Linked DNA regions of Homo sapiens: region 2 is linked to region 1. A link is a loop called in an ENCODE intact Hi-C map of the cell type or tissue named here. Cell type or tissue: OCI-LY7. All regions are shown on one strand. Each heading gives the region's core, and the rest is flanking DNA. Links, peaks and the distances in the headings are about the cores only.

Region 1 (8,335 bases), core at 34-8,033:
ACTGTCTGTAACCTGTTTGGCCAGAGTATAAATTCCTATACACCCCAAAACTTTCAGAACTGTGTCACACATGGCTTGGGACCCCCAGTGGTTCCCTTGATGCAGCTGGGACAAGTTTTCCCTCATAAAGGGTTTGAACAACATTTCCCTCTGGTCTGACAATATTCATTTTTATTCTGAATCCTCTTTAGCACCTATTTTTATTAGTTTCTCTTTTCAGTGGAAGAGAAAATGGAGATTATGGTAGGAGGAGGAAGGTAAAGAGTTCAGTGAAAAATAGATGTTTTAAAAGAAATGGCAGCCTGTTTGCCTATGTAATCTGCTAGGCTATTTCCCAGACTATCAAAAGAAAGACTTTTCTGGTGTCTGGGGACATGGACAATCATTATTTCTTCTGGCAACTGAAGGTTATTCAATACTTAGGTGATTAGATCCTTATGAACAAGATCTTGACGTTTAGTATTAATGAGACCTCGTTCAGTCCAAATTTTTCCAAATGTACGAGCCACTCCAAAGGTGTACTTAGAATTGGTATGATGGCTACTTCCTGGTTCTGCAAGTACTTTAAGGCTCAGCTGAGTGCAAACAGCTCACAAGTTTGGGCAGACCAATTCTTAGGCAATTTTCCTGCCTCAATTTCTTCAAGAGTTTCCCTATCAATTAGTGAATACCCATTGCATCTTTTTGCCTCAATCACCTGGGAGGAACCATCTATAAATAAGTGTCGTCCCATCCTGAAGGGAGTTTCTCCTAAGTCTGGTCAGACCTTTGTATGGTAATCAGTTAAATCTAAACATGTGTGCTATCTCTTTAGACTTGGATCCCCTATTAGGAAAACTGCTGGGTTAAGGGAATTATCAGTGGTTAATGTTAAATCATCTTTTTCTAACAGAATAGTCTCATACTTTAAGATTCTTGAGTCAGTAAGCCACCTCCCTGCTTTCTGGTTTAAGATAGTTCTAACTTGATGGGGCGTTATTACTGTCAATTTTCCTCCAAAGGTTAACTTCCTGCTTTCTTTGACCATTAGTGCTGTAGTCACAATGGATTGGATGTATTGAGGCCACTCACAAGTAACTGGATCTAAGACTTTTGACAGGAAGGCCACCATGGGCTGCCGATGGCCTCCGTGTTCTTAAGTGAGCACTCCTAAAGCTACCCCATTATCCACATTGACAAAAAGGTGGAATGGCTTTTCCAGGGAAGGTAAGGCTAAGACAGGGGCTGTTATAAGCCTTTTTTTCAGCTCTTCAACCTGATCGACTTCCTCAGAAGTCCACAGGAAATGGTCAGTATTCCCCTGGGCAAGTTTTGGATATAGAATTTTACTGTTTAGTGCATGTGAGTTAATCCATAAGCAGCAGTATCCAACTAATCCTAAAAATTTCCTGAGTTCTTGTTTAAGTTTGAGGCAAGGGTAGGGACACGATTCCCTCAACTCATTCAGGCCCTATTCTTCACTTCTCTGCACTTATCAAGTGGTCTAAATATTTAATTTCAGGTTCTACATACTGAAGCTTTCCCTTTGAGACTCATAACCCCTCGAACTGCAGATGGTTGAGAATATGTGTAGAGAAGCCAGCTACCTTCTCTATATCTTCACCAGATATAAGAATATCATCAACGTATTGGAGCAGGCATATTTGTTTGGGATGATAACTTTTTCTAATACTTGTTCTAAAATTTGACTGAAAAGGTTAGGGGAGTTTGGGAACCCTTGGTGTAAGACTATCCATTGATATTGTTGTTTCTACCCTGAATGGGGATCCACCCACTCAAAAGCAAATATATCTGGCCTATCTTCAGCCAGGAGACATACCCAAAAAGCATCCTTCAAATCTATTACAGTAAACCATTGATTATTATATGGAATCTTGCTGAGAATGGTGTAAGGATTGAGGACAATGGGGTGGGTAGTTTGGACTATTTGGTTAATAGCCCTAAGGTCCTGTACCAGCCGATATGACCCATCTAATTTCTTGGCTGGCAATATTGGGCTGTTATAAGGGGACATAGAGGGCCCAAGAAGCCCATCTTTAATAAGACCTTCAATTATAGGTTTCAACCCTATCCTGCCCTCTAGGGGAATGGGGTATTGTTTCCTCCTTACTACTTCCCTGGGGTTTTTTAGCTTGATGTGCTTAGAGGGACTCAGAGTTTCCCTCAGTTTCCTTCTTTGGATCAGACATTAGGATTAATATATTTTTCATCTGCAGTGGTAAGTAGCTTTAATGAGGTGAGGAATCCTCTTGGGCTGAGTCGCAGGCCTATGCCTAACTTCAACATTAAATCCCTGCCTAGTAAATTAGTCCCTGCTTTAGGGATTAACAAAAACTGAATATGAGCTGATTGAGCCTGGTATCTGACTTCTGTGTTTTCTAAAATTTTTGCTTTAAATCCTTCTCCCTTTACCCCACAAACCAAAAGTTCCTCTGAAGAGCAGGCAATATTAGATGGGGGGGAAACAAACAGAGGATCGAGCCACTCCTGAATTGACTAAAAAGATTATAAACTCATGCTTAGGTCTCACTTCTAGACTTATCAAGGGCTCCTGGTGGGACTCAAGATAAAAGAGACAGAACCCCTGACACCATTATTTTCCTCAAAAGCCATGAGTGGAAGGGCTTCTTTTTCCTTTTCTAATTTGGGACATTCTCTCTTGAAGTGGCCTGTTCTTCCACATTTGTAGTGCCTACCTTGCCCTTCCCCACTCTCAGTTCTGGGATTCTTTGATTTTACTCCCCCATGCTATTTAGATGGCCTGGTAGACGAGAGCCTTGATCTTCCCAGTGGAGGCTTGGGTCCTTTAAAGGAGGGTTTGGAACCTTTATAGTTTCTGGCCCACTGGAAGCTTTGTTTAGGGGTACATGGGTTTGGAGCCATCTGTTGGAAGGTGAATAACATAAGTTTTGTCTTTTGTTTTTGCTTTTCTTCGTCTCTCTTCACAGATACTTTTTGAGTCTCTCTGAGGTTCACTTGAGGTCATTTCACTTGAGGTTCACTTCTCACTGAAGTTCACTTGAGGTCAGTTTTCCCAATCTTCTAATTTTTGTAACTTTTTTGAAATATCTGGACAATGTTGGCCAGGTGCAGTGGCTCATGCCTGTAATCCCAGCACTTTGAGAGGCCGAGGTGGGTGGATCACGAGGTCAGGAGACTGAGACCATCCTGGTTAACACGGAGAAACCCCATCTCTACTAAAAATACAAAAAATTTGCTGGGCGTGGTGGTGGGCACCTGTAGTTCCAGCTACTCGGGAGGCTAAGGCAGGAGAATGGAGTTAACCTGGGAGGCGGAGCTTGCAGTGAATCAAGATCGCACCATTGCACTCCAGCCTGTGTGACAGAGAGAGACTCCATCTCAAAAAAATAAAAAGAAATATCTGGACAACTTTTAGTGACAAAATGGAGCTTTAACATTCCCTGTCCCAGGGGATTTTCCAAATTTAGGCCTGCATATTTTCTCATTTGCTCCTTTAGTCTGTCTAAAAATTTCATAGTCCACTCATCTCTCTCCTGTTGTTGTATATCAAATGCTTTAGAGAGATTTTGAGTTTGGGGTACTGATTCCCTAGTTTCTTTCATTATCATTTCCCTTATGTCTTGCATGTTTTCTTGGTGAGCTGCATTATTATTATCCCACCGGGGATCTTGGGCAGGGAATTTTTGGTCCGTGGTAGGAACGTTTTGACAAGGAGGGTGTTCATATTCCCAAATTGCCATAGCAGCCCTACGGATCAGATCATGCTTCTTTCCTCCTCCGAAAAAAGGATGCCTAGGATGGACATAAACTCGACCAAAGTGTATAACTGAGGTCCCAAGAATTGATCAACCTGATCTGCCACCTCATAAGTGTCGTCTAACGATGGCTTAATTTCCTTTTTCAAACTTCAGACTTCTGAACTGGTCAAGGGAGCATTCACAAATACAATGGCTCCTCCTCCTTGTGACATGTCTTTTAAGGGGAAGAGAGCTGGGGCTGACTCCTTAGGTGTGGAGGGAAAAGGGAAGTTCTGAACGTCCTTTTTACATTGCTGTACCTCATGCTGGAGTCCCTTTAGGGAGAGGTATTTAGGCTGACAGGGGACAGGCTCATGGGATGATGACATCCAAGAATTAGAGTTGTAAGGAGGAGTAACAGCGTGAGCAGGAGAAGGATCTGGGGTGGGATCTGGGGTGGCAGCAGCTGCCCGAGGGGAAGGGTCAGAGGCACTGAGCAGGGCAAAATGGTATAGGGGATCCCATGTGCTGGCTTTAGGTGTGGGAGTCAGCTCGTCTGACTTTTCAATTTGAGATACTGGATCGGGTTCTTCCCTAGTTGTCTTTATGGGAATAAAGACAGGTCCCTGTCTCCAACAAAGAGCATAGTCTAGTTCTTCTTGAGAAACCAGATTTTTATCATTAACATATTGAATTAGAAGTTGACATATTACATCCTCAATCGACCCAAACTTTGGCCAGAAGATTGAGGGTTTGAAAATGGGACCTTGGGTCCAAATGAAACAGCAATATTTTATCCTCTAATGCTTTTTCTTATGTTTAGTCCTCTCATTATTCTTCCAATATTTTAACATGAGACCCAGGGGACTATCAGGGGGCATGTCTTTGTTACTATCCTCTTCTTTTTTGCTCCCTATCTTACTTGGGGCTTTTCCCATGTTAGGTCCTGGTTAGGCTCAATCCCGCATGCTAGAGATTTCTTCCCTATCCTTTATCGCCACCTGCTGGAGGCTCCTTGCATCCTTCTTTCGCTTCATCCACTCTGGCTGCTTCCCTCCCAGGAATTTTAGGTCCCTCTTAGCATTGGCATCATGGTATAAACTCCACAGCAAGATCTGCCCTGAGCCCTATGAGGATACAGTAAATTCCTCTTCAAAGGTTTTTATTCAAATAAAAAACCGCAGATAGGACCCACTCACTCCTCACAGCAATAATGCTTAGTATCATCCACACAAACAGCACCACAAGCAGTAGTGCTTGTGATCATTCACACACACTTTCAACCTCCAGAATATCCCGACCACCAAGGAAATACTTTGTCACCCCTGCGACATTTCTTACCTCGGTCTGTGCACAGTTACCTGGTCGCCACGGTATGTGAAGATCCTTTCCCCAAAGTTGCTGGCCTGTTTCTTTCCACGTTGCTGAGAGCCCGGGTTTATTAATCGCACCAGTTGAGTCTTGATTCCTTACCTTTATGGCCACTGCAACGAGGCAGCGGGGTGCGCCTCCTCAAGGGAGAGGACTGGACCCTCCCCTAGAGGAGAATGGGAATGCTGGGTGGGCCCTTAAATTTGTGGAAAATAAATTTTCAGCGCCGCAAAGAACCGTCAGCACTCCAGCAACAAGTTTTTACAGCAAGGCAAATTTACTTCTATGGAAGAGTGGTCTTGCAGATGGAGCAATGGCAAGATCACACCGGACAAGGGAGGGGAAAGTGTTCTTATTTCTAACGCAGCTAGTCCCTACTGTTGTGTCTTTTCCCTATTGGATAGGGTTGGACTGCACACTCTAAGCCAATTCAGATTGGCTATTTAAAGAGGGCAGGGGTATGAGCTGGAGTGGCAGGGTGAGTAGTTTCAGCGGGAAAGACAGTTACAGAGCAGGTGTCTAAGGATGACTAAGGACAGAGCAGGTTACTAAGAATGACTAAAGACAAAGCAGGTGTTAGAGGCTAGAAGGGGGCTGTTTAATGAAACTAGGGGCAAGGAGGCATAACGAACGAGGAAGTTAAACTTTAAAACGGAGAACAAAGAACAGAGAAGCTGAACATACTGACATATTTGTTCTTTGATGAGGAACTCAGAACTCATTGTACTTAATCTTCCCCCTCTTGAATTTTAAAGGATGTTTACAGGCTAAAATCTTTGAAGAGGAATTCACTGTATCCTATTCATCAGGTGTTCTTTCCACCAAGCTTTCAGCCGTGTCAGGTGTTCTTTCCGCCAAGGGTGCAGCCTCATCAGGTGTTCCTTCAGATGTTCCTTCTGCCAAACACAGAGTCTGGTTAAATTTTCCTTCGCTAAATATCATCCTTCTGACTCTTTACCTGGAAAACTTCTACTCATTCAGCTTGCTTTCCTTAAATACTACCAAACTTTTGTTTTCTCCTTTTTTTTTTTTTTTTTTTTTTTTTTTTTTTGAGACAAGAGCCTCGCTCTGTTGCCCAGGCTGGAGTGCAGTGGCACGATCTCAGCAGATCACTGCAACCTCCGCCTCCTAGGTTCATGAAATTCTCCTACCTCAGCCTCCCATGTAGCTGGTATTACATATGCATGCCACCCAGGCCCAGCTAATTTTTTGTATTTAGTAGAGATGGGATTTCACCATGTTAGTCAGGGTGGTCCCAAACTCCTGTGCTCAAGCAATCCGCCCGCTTTGGCCTTCCAAAGTGCTAGGATTACAGGAGTGAGCCACCGCTCCTGGACACTACCAAACTTTTTAAAGCTTTAATTCTTCACGTTGGATATAAAATGTCTGACACATACTGAATATGGTAATGACATAATAAGTGATAATTATAAGCTCCCAAAGGGGTTCTCGCACAGAGTAAGCACTAAATAAAGTAGTAAATAATAAAAAAGATGATAATAACAAGAAAAATGCTAAGTACCTTAATAAACTAGTAAATAATAAAAAATGACAATGATAATAGCAAGAAAGATGCTTAGTACCTTAATGATACCTGACAGTTATTTGTTAAGTGGACAAGTGGATAAACAAATAGAAAACATAGTTAGGAAATTCTGTTGGAAAAATGAAGAAATTCAATAGAGACAGCTCTATTGTATTATGAGCACCTTAAAGACCCAGACTATGTGTATTCCATGTTGGTCTCCTGCAACTTGCAAAATCTAACTTATAGAAGTCCTTTGATAAATATGTAATAAATTAAAGATGTGCTCATACAGTTCATATTGTACAATGTATTGTGTCACATTTAGGTATCACAGTAGCACTTTTGTTATTGTGAAAATTTTTTCCACTTTTATTATAATTCGTTGAGCCTAGAGTTGAGCTAGTTTTATATTTATAATGATAATATTTTGGCTAGTAGGAACAGAGTAACTTGTTGTAACAAAATTACTATCAACACACTAATTATTCAGCAGATAGAACAACACATCTTGTTCTAATGAAGTAAACATATCTTATTTGGTTTCAACTTAGAGGGAATGAAGTTGATAATAGTGAGACCTTGTTGGTACAAGACTATGTAACATAACCTGTACTTCTCAACAAAGAATTGCTTTTCTGACTTCTGCACTCAGTAGGTATCTTTGAAAAATAATCTCCTACTGGTACTGATGCACCCTCACTAAGTTATGTTAATTCTTATTGACATTCATTTAGGGTGCAAGAAAAGTATTATTGAGATCCAAATTCTAAAGATAGTTACTTTTTTAGTGACAAAAGTCACTATGCCACACAGTTGATCTTTGAATAAGGGTTTTCACTCTAGGAGCCCACTAATAGACAGATTTTTCTTTTCCTTTGCCACTGCAAGATACTAAGACAAATCTCACCTCTGCCTCCTCCTTATCAGCCTACTCAACATAAAGGCAATGAGAATGAAGTCCTTTATGTATAATAATTCACTTCCATCTAATAAATAGTGAATATATTTCTTCCTCTTTATAAGTTTCTTTTCTCCAGCTCACTTTATTCTAAGAATACAGTATATAGTACATATAAAATAGAAACTATGGGTTAATTGACTGCTTATGCTTTCAACTTTTTTCAGGCTCCAGGTCAACAGTAGAATGTTAGTAGAGTTTTGGAGGAGTCAAAAGAAACAGATTTTCCTATAAAGCAGATTTTCAGCTGCATGGGGGGATCAGCACCCTAACTCTCATGTTGCTCAATACTCGACTGTAATTAATTCTAATTTTCTGAATGCAAATCATTTATTACAAAAATTAAATAAAGCCCAGAAGTTCAAGACCAGCCTGGGCAACATAAGGAGACCATGTCTCTACAATAAAGAAACAAACAAATAAATAATTTATTTGTTAAATTAACAAATAAACATTTTATATGTTTATGTTTAATAAACAAACAAATATTTGTTTATTTAACAGTTTATTTAACTGTGTTTCTTTATAGGTTATAATATTCAAATGTTGCAGTTTTCTGTTATTAATTCCTACTTTTCATTATTAGATGTTCTATTATTTGTGGCTTGTAATTCAAGGCACCTAAGCTATTTTATAATTTGTAATAAAATTTATTTATAAATATATTAATTCATTAAATTGGATAAGCTGATAATCCCCTATTACTGAGCTCATCAATCACACCAAGGATTATACATTTTATAACAAGCATAAATTTTT
Region 2 (8,335 bases), core at 5-8,004, 470 kb before region 1:
TCCTAGTGAACCTCTCACCCCCTGCCTACAGGCCTCGAATCTCAAGACCATGATGACCTCTGGTCACCCCTGAATCCAGAGCTTTCCTTTTACAAAGGGGAAACTGAGACCTGGAGCAGGGCTGATGTTCAGCCAGCGCACAACGGAATGGCCGAATTGGTGGTAAAATACTGAAATAGTTCCAGTGTGGATGGAAAGGGGCTGCTGCCCTAAGCATCTCTACTGCCCACCTCATCCCTTCCTCCAGGACCCTGGGTCAGCACCAGGAGCATCAAAGTGGCCAGGATTGGCCGGAGCCCATGCTAATGGCTCTGCCAGCCCTTCTCCCCACCAGAGAGGGCAGGGGGATTCAGGCCATCTAGAGGTAGCATTGTGACCGTATCTGCAGTAGTCAATCCTTGTGTGCCACGGTCCCTGACTTTGTTAATAAGGGCACCAGCCTACATCCCTCTGGTACTCAGTGATAAGCATCTAAAATCTTCTTAAAGAAAAAATTTAAAAAGCTTTCAAAATATATGACTTAACATATGAGGCTGCATAAACATCTCTAGTAGTTGTCCAACTGGTGCTTCTGGTTCTGCCTCCCCAGAAAGTGGATGACCTGGGCCACCCTCCACCACTGCCCTGTAAGGCCATGGGACACACAGCCCATCAGTTCTCTTCATGTGGTCATCCCCTGTTAGATGGGAGAAAATACACCTGCCTCATTTTTGTACCTTCTGTGTGAACATTCCACGACAGAACTTCACTAAATGTGTGATGAAGAACTGAATGAATGAATGAATATGAGAGAAAATGAATAAATGGCTCAGATCCTGGGCTGGAAGTCTGTGTATGAGGATGGTGGGTAAAGGAGGGTCTGTTTTTCTTGCCTTTAAGTCATTACTTCTCATTTTGGGGCAGGAGCACAGGCTTTGAATGCAGACCGACTGGACTTTAATTCTGGCTTTACTAGTTGTGATTGTGTGATCTTGTACATGTTACTTAAACCCTCTGTGCCTGTTTCTTTATCTGTAAAATGGAGATAATAAGATGTCAAAGGACTGTGGTAAGAATTAAATGCTTTAAACAAATCTCAGTTTGTATTAAGTCCTCAATAGATTGGGTTTAGCATCATGAGTGCATGTGTTTCTGGAGCAATGCTCATCTTGGGCTGGTACCTACACAGAGAAAGACTCTGGCCTCTTCTCATCCACATGTATCTGTCTTATGCCTGGTTCCCATTCCCAGGTCCTTGGAAGATCCATATTGCTGAAACAGTGAAGGGTGATAGGCACCTCAGGACAACTAAGTTGCTCCCCAAACATCTTCCCCCTCCCAAACGCCCCTGTGGTCTTTAGCATTTAACAGGAATCTCTCGACACTCTCAAGGGATGATCCTCTCATGGAAGACCAGTAGGGAGGAGGCTGCGGGAAAGGTCAGGCACTGTGCACTTCCCTGACAGCTGCATATGGTTCTGTTTCCAAGCCCACGGGTCACTACAAATAAGGCAAGTTATATGACATAATAATGTGATTCTTTGGTGCCTCAGTCCACACGGCACGTTAATACTCCTAGAGTGGATTGCATGGTGGTCTATCAAAAGATATGTCTACCTGGAATGTGTGAATGTGCCTTTATTTGGAAAACAATCTGCAGATGTAATTAAATCCAGCACCTTGAGATGATTAGGATGGGCCCTAAATCCAATGACAAGTATCCTTATAAGAAAAGCGGCAGGTAGGGCACAGTGGCTCACACATATAATCCCACCACTGAGGGAGGTAAGGTGGTGAGAGGATCACTTGAACTCCAGGCTTTCAAGACCTGCCTGGGCAACATGGTGAGACCCTGTCTCTCCAAAATGTATATAAAATATAATAGCCAGGCACGATGGCACCCGCCTGTAGTCCCAGCTACCAGCTACTCAGGAGGCTGAAGTGAGAGGGTAGCTTGAATCTGGGAGGTTGAGGCTTCAGTAAGCTGTGTTCATGACACTGCTCTCCAGCCTGGGGGGCCTCTCCAACCTGCACTAGAAGAGCTGGGCCCTGGCTCTGGGCACCATGCAGCCTCTGAGGTGAGGCTGAGCGCCAGTTTCTGCCCTCCTGCAGCTAGAGACCAACACCCTGACTTAGGCGTCGTGGAGGCTTCTGGCCCAAGGGTCCGCGCTGCTGGTGGAGCTGGCAGGGTCGGAGTTTGCCACAGCTGCTGCTGCGCGCCTTGTGCAGGTTACCACTGCAGCTGAATCTACAGCAGAGGCAGGCAGGGCTGGTCCCAGACAGCCTGGGGGTCGCTGAGTGGACGGTCCTTTCACCCTAGAGTCAGCTCTTTCTTGTAGGCGCCCAGATCAGGGTGTGCAGGCGCTGGGCACAGGGCAGCCGCCAGGAAATGGCTGAGCTGCCGGTTCCCGCCCTCCTGCAGCTGGGGCCGGACCACCTGAATTAGCCGCTGGGCGGCCTCTGGCCCTGGAGTCCGCCTGGCTGGTGTAAAAGCATGGTCTGGAGTTGCCATCAAGTCTGCTCCGCGCGCCATGTGCAGGTGGCTGCTGCAGCTGAGCCCATGACAGAGGCTGGCAAGGCGTTTCCGAGGCAGCCTCAGGGTCATTGAGTGGAGCACTATCCCACCCTAGGGTCCGCTCTTCCTTTGCCTGAGCCCAGAGTTCGGGTCGCGGGCACTGGGAACTGTGCAGCCAAGGAGACTGGGCCGAGGGCAAAGGTTTCTGCCCTGCTGCAGCTGCGGGGCTGACTGCCTGAATTAGGCGCTGAGGCGGCCTTGTCCCCCGTGTCAGGGCTCTGGTGCAGGCAAAGTGCCGGGTTGCTCTGCTGCTGTCGCGCCCTTGTACAGGTGGCAGCTGCAGCTGAGCTCTCAGTAGAAGCCGGCAGGGTTGGTCCCAGAAAGCCTGAGGATCGCGGTGTGCACCACCCTCTCAGCCTAGGGTGGACTCTTCCTTGGCCCGCGCCCAGAGCTCGGGGTTTCGGGCGCTGGGCCCTGTGCAGCTGCCCAGAATAGGCTGTGCGGCTGGTTCCCGCCCTGGCAAGGCATCCAGCTATGGAATCTGCACTGCTGTTGGGGGCAGGTAAGGTCGGAGGAGGGGGGTGTGGTTTCCACCATTGCTAACGGGCGCCACCTGGCGATGGTAGCTGCAGCTGAGAGCATGGCAGAGGCTGGCAGGGCTGGTCCCAGACACCCTGAGGGTCGCTGAGTGCACCGCCCTACCCCCTAGGGTCTGCTGTTCCTTAGACTGCTCCCAGGACGTGGTGTGCGAGCGCTAGACACAGAGCAGCCTCCAGGATGGGGCTGAGCGGCCGATTCCCGCCTTGCTGCAGCTACAGTCTGAATTAGGCTCCACCGCAGTATCTGGCCCTAGGGTTCGTGCTACTGGTGGCATGGACAGAGATGGGGGCTGCCACAGCTGCTATGGGGCTGAGCAGCCGATTCCCGCCCTCTTGCAGCTATGGGACCGACCACCTGACTTAAGTGCCTTGGAGGCGTCCGGCCCTGGGGTCTTTGCTGCTGGTGTCTGAGGGCAGGGGCAGGGCTGCCACTGCTACTGCCCTGTGCCATGCGCAGGCGCCAGCTGCAGCTGAGCCCAAGGCAGATGCTGGCAGGGCTGGTGTGAGGCTGCCCAGGGGTGGGTGAGTGCACCTCCCTTCCACCCTAGGGTCCGTTATTCCTAGACCAGCGCCCAGATTGCGGGGTCGTGGGCGTTGGACACTGTGCAGCCATGAGGATCTGGTTGAGCGCAGATTCCTGCCCTCCTGCGGCTGAGAGGCCAACCTCCTAACATGCGCTGCAGTGACCTCTGGCTCTGGGGTCCGCGTTCTTGCTGGAGCTGGCAGAGACCAGAGCTGCCACCAATGCTGCTTCCAGGAGTGTGCATGTGGCAGCTGCCGCTGATCCCGCGGCGGAGGATGGCAGGGCTTGTTCCAGAAGGCTTGAGGGTCCGCGAGTGCACCGCCCTCCCACCCTAAGGTCTAGTCTTCCTTGCCCGCGCCCAGAGAGTGGGATTACGGGCGCTGAGCACAGTGCAGGCGCTGGGATGGGGCTGAGCTGCAGGTTTCCCCCCTCTGGCTGCTGGGGGGCCGACCGCCTGAGTTAGGGGACGCGGCGGCTTTTGGTCATGGGGTCTGCACTGCCGGTGGCTTGCACAGGGTCGGGGGCTGCCACAGCTGCTATAGTTCACCGTGTGCACTTGGCAGCCGCCCCTGAGCCCACCGCTGAGGCCGCAGGGCTGGTCCTGTCCCAGACGGCCTGAGGGTCACTTGCCCGCGCCCAGAGCACCGGGTGGCGGGAGCTGGGCACTGTGCAGCCTCCGGGAATCCGCTGAAGGGCGCGTTGCAGCTCTCCTGCAGCTGTGGGCCGACTGCCTGACTTTGGCCACTAGGTGGCCTCTGGCGCTAGGGTTTCCGGGCCGCTGGTGTCGGCGGGCGGAGTCCGGGTTTGCCACCGCTGCCCACAGGCTCACCATGGCCTGAGTAAATGCTCGCACTGCTCATACATCCATTTTTAAAAATTGGGTTGAACATGAGAACATAATCATTCATATTTTATCCATTTGCATGTATTCGATAACATCCTTTCCCTGTTCTTGTCTCTGCTTTGCAGCCTTTTTCTTCAAAGAATGAATGTTTCCATGTTTTATACCCACAGAATTTCTGGTTTTTCCCGTTGGAGCCCAAGGAGCAAGGGCAGAATGAGGAACATGATGTTCCTTACAAACAGTTACTCATGAGGCTGCAGCACAGAAACTGCAATAAATGTCAGTTACAAAGTGTCCATGTGCATTTTAAATTGATGGTTATTAAAATCCTTCTTTATCTATAGGGGATCTAAAAAATTAAACAATTCGTAATTTAAACACAGTTGCCAGGTAGCCTGAGTCAAAAATCAGGAGAGGCTCCATGGTCTGAAGTCTCCTAGTGCTCACCTTGGTGAGGGTCTAGTTGCCTAATGGGTTGGTGTAATGAAGTCATTCTAACACAAGCAAAACACGACTCCCTTAGTTATTCAAAAAATCAGGAAATAGAAAAAAATAAATGAGAATAAAATATTGACAGGAGAGAAAAATGAAGAGTTAATTGGCGATTTGAAGGAGGTGAAATGGACAAAAAGTAAATTTAGCAATTAGAATTTAAAGTCAGTAGATAATTAAGTCGAATAATTTATTCTTATGTCCATGTATTTTGGTTTTAAAGTTTTGATTAATACTCACTCAACACTAATTTCTAACAAATTAGAATATTATCACATTGTCTATTTTTACCAGTGAGCTTGTAATAAAGATCCACTAGTAATCTTAGTACACCAAAAGAAGCCCATAGAATAAACTAATTTTTAAAGAGTCACATTTTATTCAATGCCTATTTGTACATGTTACTAGCAATAAACTCTTTTATCTTTAATTTTGAGAAGTTTTACAAATACAGCAAAGCAGAATGACTAATAGAGCCGGTAACCAGGACACAGATTTGGAAAAATAGGTCTAATTGGTTGTTACACTGTGTTTATATCATACATTTCGCTTATTTTTATCAAAGAAAAATCAGAATTTATAAAATGTTAATTAAAAGGAAAACATTCTGAGTAAATTTAGTCCCGTGTTTCTTCCTCCAAATCTCTTTGTTCTACACTAACAGGTCAGGATAAGTATGGATGGGGAGGCTGGAAAAAGGGCATCCTTCCCCATGCGGTCCCCAGAGCCACCCTCTCCAAGCAGGACTTGGGGAACATCCTTCTCCATCTGGGACCTGAAGGATGTCCTTCTCCACCCAGGACTTGGGAGGTGTCTTATCCACCCAGGACTTGAGGGGGATCCTATTCCATTCAGGAGTGGGGGAAATTCTTCTTCATCTGGACTTGGGGGGCATCCTTCTCCATTTAGGACTTGGGGGGCATCTTTCTTCATCCAGGACTGGGGGGTTATCCTTCTCCATCCAGGACTGGGGGTTGTCTTTCTCCATCCAAGACTGGGGGGTTATCCTTCTCCATTCAGGACTTGGGGGACATCCTTTCCCATCCAGTAACTAGGGGGCATCCTTCTCCATCCAGGACTGAGGGGGATATCCTTCTCCATCTAGGACTGGGGGGCATCCTTCTCCATCCAGTATTGGGGGTCATCCTCCTCCATCCAGGACCTGAGGGGTGTCCTTTTCTGCGCTTCCTTGGATGGCAGGCTTTCCTATGCAGTCATTCAGAAAGTCAGGCTGACACATGTTGTCGTCTTGAACTCTGGAATCTCATCTCTATTCTAGGTGAATCCCTTCATGTTTATAGTGATTTACCATTAAATCACTGTGCCGTTTTTTCCTAAAATATATGGGGCGTGTTTTTTGTTCTGACTTCTGTTAGTCCTTTGGTCCCTAGCTCCAGTTTTTTTGTAATTTCTTTTGCAACCTAATATGGGTCCCATTTAGTAAGTATTACATATATTAGAAAATGTATATTCAGCATTTGTTGTGATTTTAAAATATTTTATAAACACATAACATCTTTGTCTATTTCCCATTTAAATTCAGAAGTATGAGTTCCAGCATCCCTCTCTAGACCTGCTCTTCCTGTTAGTTTCTTTGTACGTCCTGGAGGCGAGGCCAGCGTTGGACTTGACGTTGCTTCACCTACTCGGTTCTATTGTCCCTCCATGTGCAGTGTCTATCCTGTTGTTTATTATTTCTTCCTTAAATTTTATTTGAACTAAAATTAATTTTGTGGTAGCAGCTTGCTTTCTGTGAATATTTACTTAAAATTTTTATTCCCATTATTTTTCTTTCTTTAATTTGAAAGTGCTGCTTTGTTATTAACAATTTTGTATTTTAATATATGAGGTTAATCCCTCTAGGTTTGGTAGGAAAAAGTGATATATTTGAACTTATTTCTATCACTTGATTTTGGATTTTGTATCCCAAAACCTTATCCTCAATTCTCTTTTCCTTTTTTCAGATTTCTTTTCTTTTCTTTTTTTTGGGGAGCGGGGGGATGGAGTTTTGATCTTGTTGCCTAGGCTGGAGTGCAACGGGGTGATCTCGGCTCACCACAACCTCTGCCTCTCAGGTTCAAGCGATTCTTCTGCCATAGCCTCCAAGTAGCTGGGATTACAAGCATGTGCCGCCACACCTGGCTAATTTTGTATTTTTAGTACAGACAGAGTTTCTCGAACTCCCGATCTCAGGTGATCCACCCACCTTGGTCTCCCAAAGTGCTGGGATTACAGGCATGAGCCACCGCGCCTGGACTTCCAGATTTATTTTCAATCAACATTTCATTTTCCACTTCCTTCCTATGCTGGCTTTTAGGTTTTCCAGACTATTTACCTTTAGTGTCAAAAATTCTTTTGGGAACTTTTGAGTTGTCAACCAATATTGTAAGCATATTGGATATTGCTGTTTTTCTCCCAGTGCTCTGGTTATAATCTCTTCTATTAATACCTTGTAGTGTTATTGTTGGAGTTATTTTTTTCTATTAATTTCTGAGATATAAGAATTAGAATTGTCAAATTGTGGATTTATGCATTTATCCTTTTAATTCAATAACTTTTGCTTTGTGTATTTTGTTATTTTTCTTAGGTGCATACATGCTTATGATTATTAGGTTTTCTAAGCAAATCGACTCATTAGCATAAAACGTCCTTCTTTATCCCTGTTGATGCTTGTCTTTCTTGTAGTCTGTCTTATCTGCCATTAATACACTGGCTGCAGTTTTTGATAACAGAGATTTGCATGGTGTATATTAGTCCATCTTTTCAGTTTGAATCTATTTGTATCTTTACCTCATAAGTGTATTTCTTTTTAAAAGCTGATATTGAGGTTTCCTTTTTACCTACTTTGACAGTCTCTGTTCTGCCTTCCTGGTCTTCTTCTGGATTATTGTAGTTTTCATTTGTTTGTTTGTTTGTTTGTTTTATGGGGTTTTCTTTTTTTTTAGTATGGATTTTGTATCTTGTTTTTTTTTAACTATGACTCTTTGTTTCATTTATTTATTTTTAGTGAGTTCTTTAGAAATTAAAATAAAAATACTTAAAGTATATTAAATATCATAACACTGTATATAAAATATAAAAACCTTACCTTACCCTCCTCCCTCCTCTGATCTTTTGTGCCATGTTGTCATAGATTTTTCTTCTGCACATGTTGTAATTCCTGGAGGATGTCATTAAAATAGCAATTTCCCCTCCACATGTTTACTATTTTTGGCACACTTTCATCTTTTCTGAGAACTAGAATTTCCAATTGTTATCATTTTTCTTCAACCTGAGCAGCTTTCTTTTGCATTTATTGTGGTTTGGGTGTGATGGCAACACATTCTCTCAGACTTTCTTTAATTGAAAATGTACTTTTCTCAACTTCAGTTCTGAGGGCGGCT

What was found. A loop is a pair of places that touch in the nucleus more often than their neighbours do. Peaks named below come from ENCODE experiments on the same cell type or tissue, not always from the same donor. Only the 100,000 strongest peaks of a DNase experiment are listed, where the experiment ranks them.
Region 2: a loop joins it to region 1, with 20 times the contacts of the local background. A loop is called at or near these places in 13 of 110 quality-filtered maps.

What each region holds. Positions count from the first base shown.
Region 1 is chr2:132,142,243-132,150,577 of GRCh38, forward strand. It overlaps ANKRD30BL (ankyrin repeat domain 30B like), which reads right to left. Exons shown (of 6, transcript NM_001358416.1): 6 at 5,349-5,986. The coding sequence ends at 5,889. Among named protein-coding and RNA genes, the nearest start is that of ANKRD30BL, 16 kb to the right of the region's middle. In OCI-LY7, for the core only: a CTCF peak has its summit at 4,760 (motif pointing left); DNase peaks (open chromatin) are centred at 4,739 and 5,599; H3K4me3 peaks cover 585 bases; H3K27ac peaks cover 2,283 bases.
Region 2 is chr2:131,669,767-131,678,101 of GRCh38, forward strand. No RefSeq gene overlaps it. Among named protein-coding and RNA genes, the nearest start is that of LINC03124, 8.6 kb to the right of the region's middle. RefSeq lists enhancers at 2,607-3,245, 2,771-3,070, 3,246-3,885, 3,886-4,523. In OCI-LY7, for the core only: CTCF peaks have their summits at 3,082 (motif pointing left), 3,286, 4,386 (motif pointing right) and 4,595; DNase peaks (open chromatin) are centred at 2,475, 2,835 and 4,365; H3K4me3 peaks cover 2,495 bases; H3K27ac peaks cover 1,259 bases.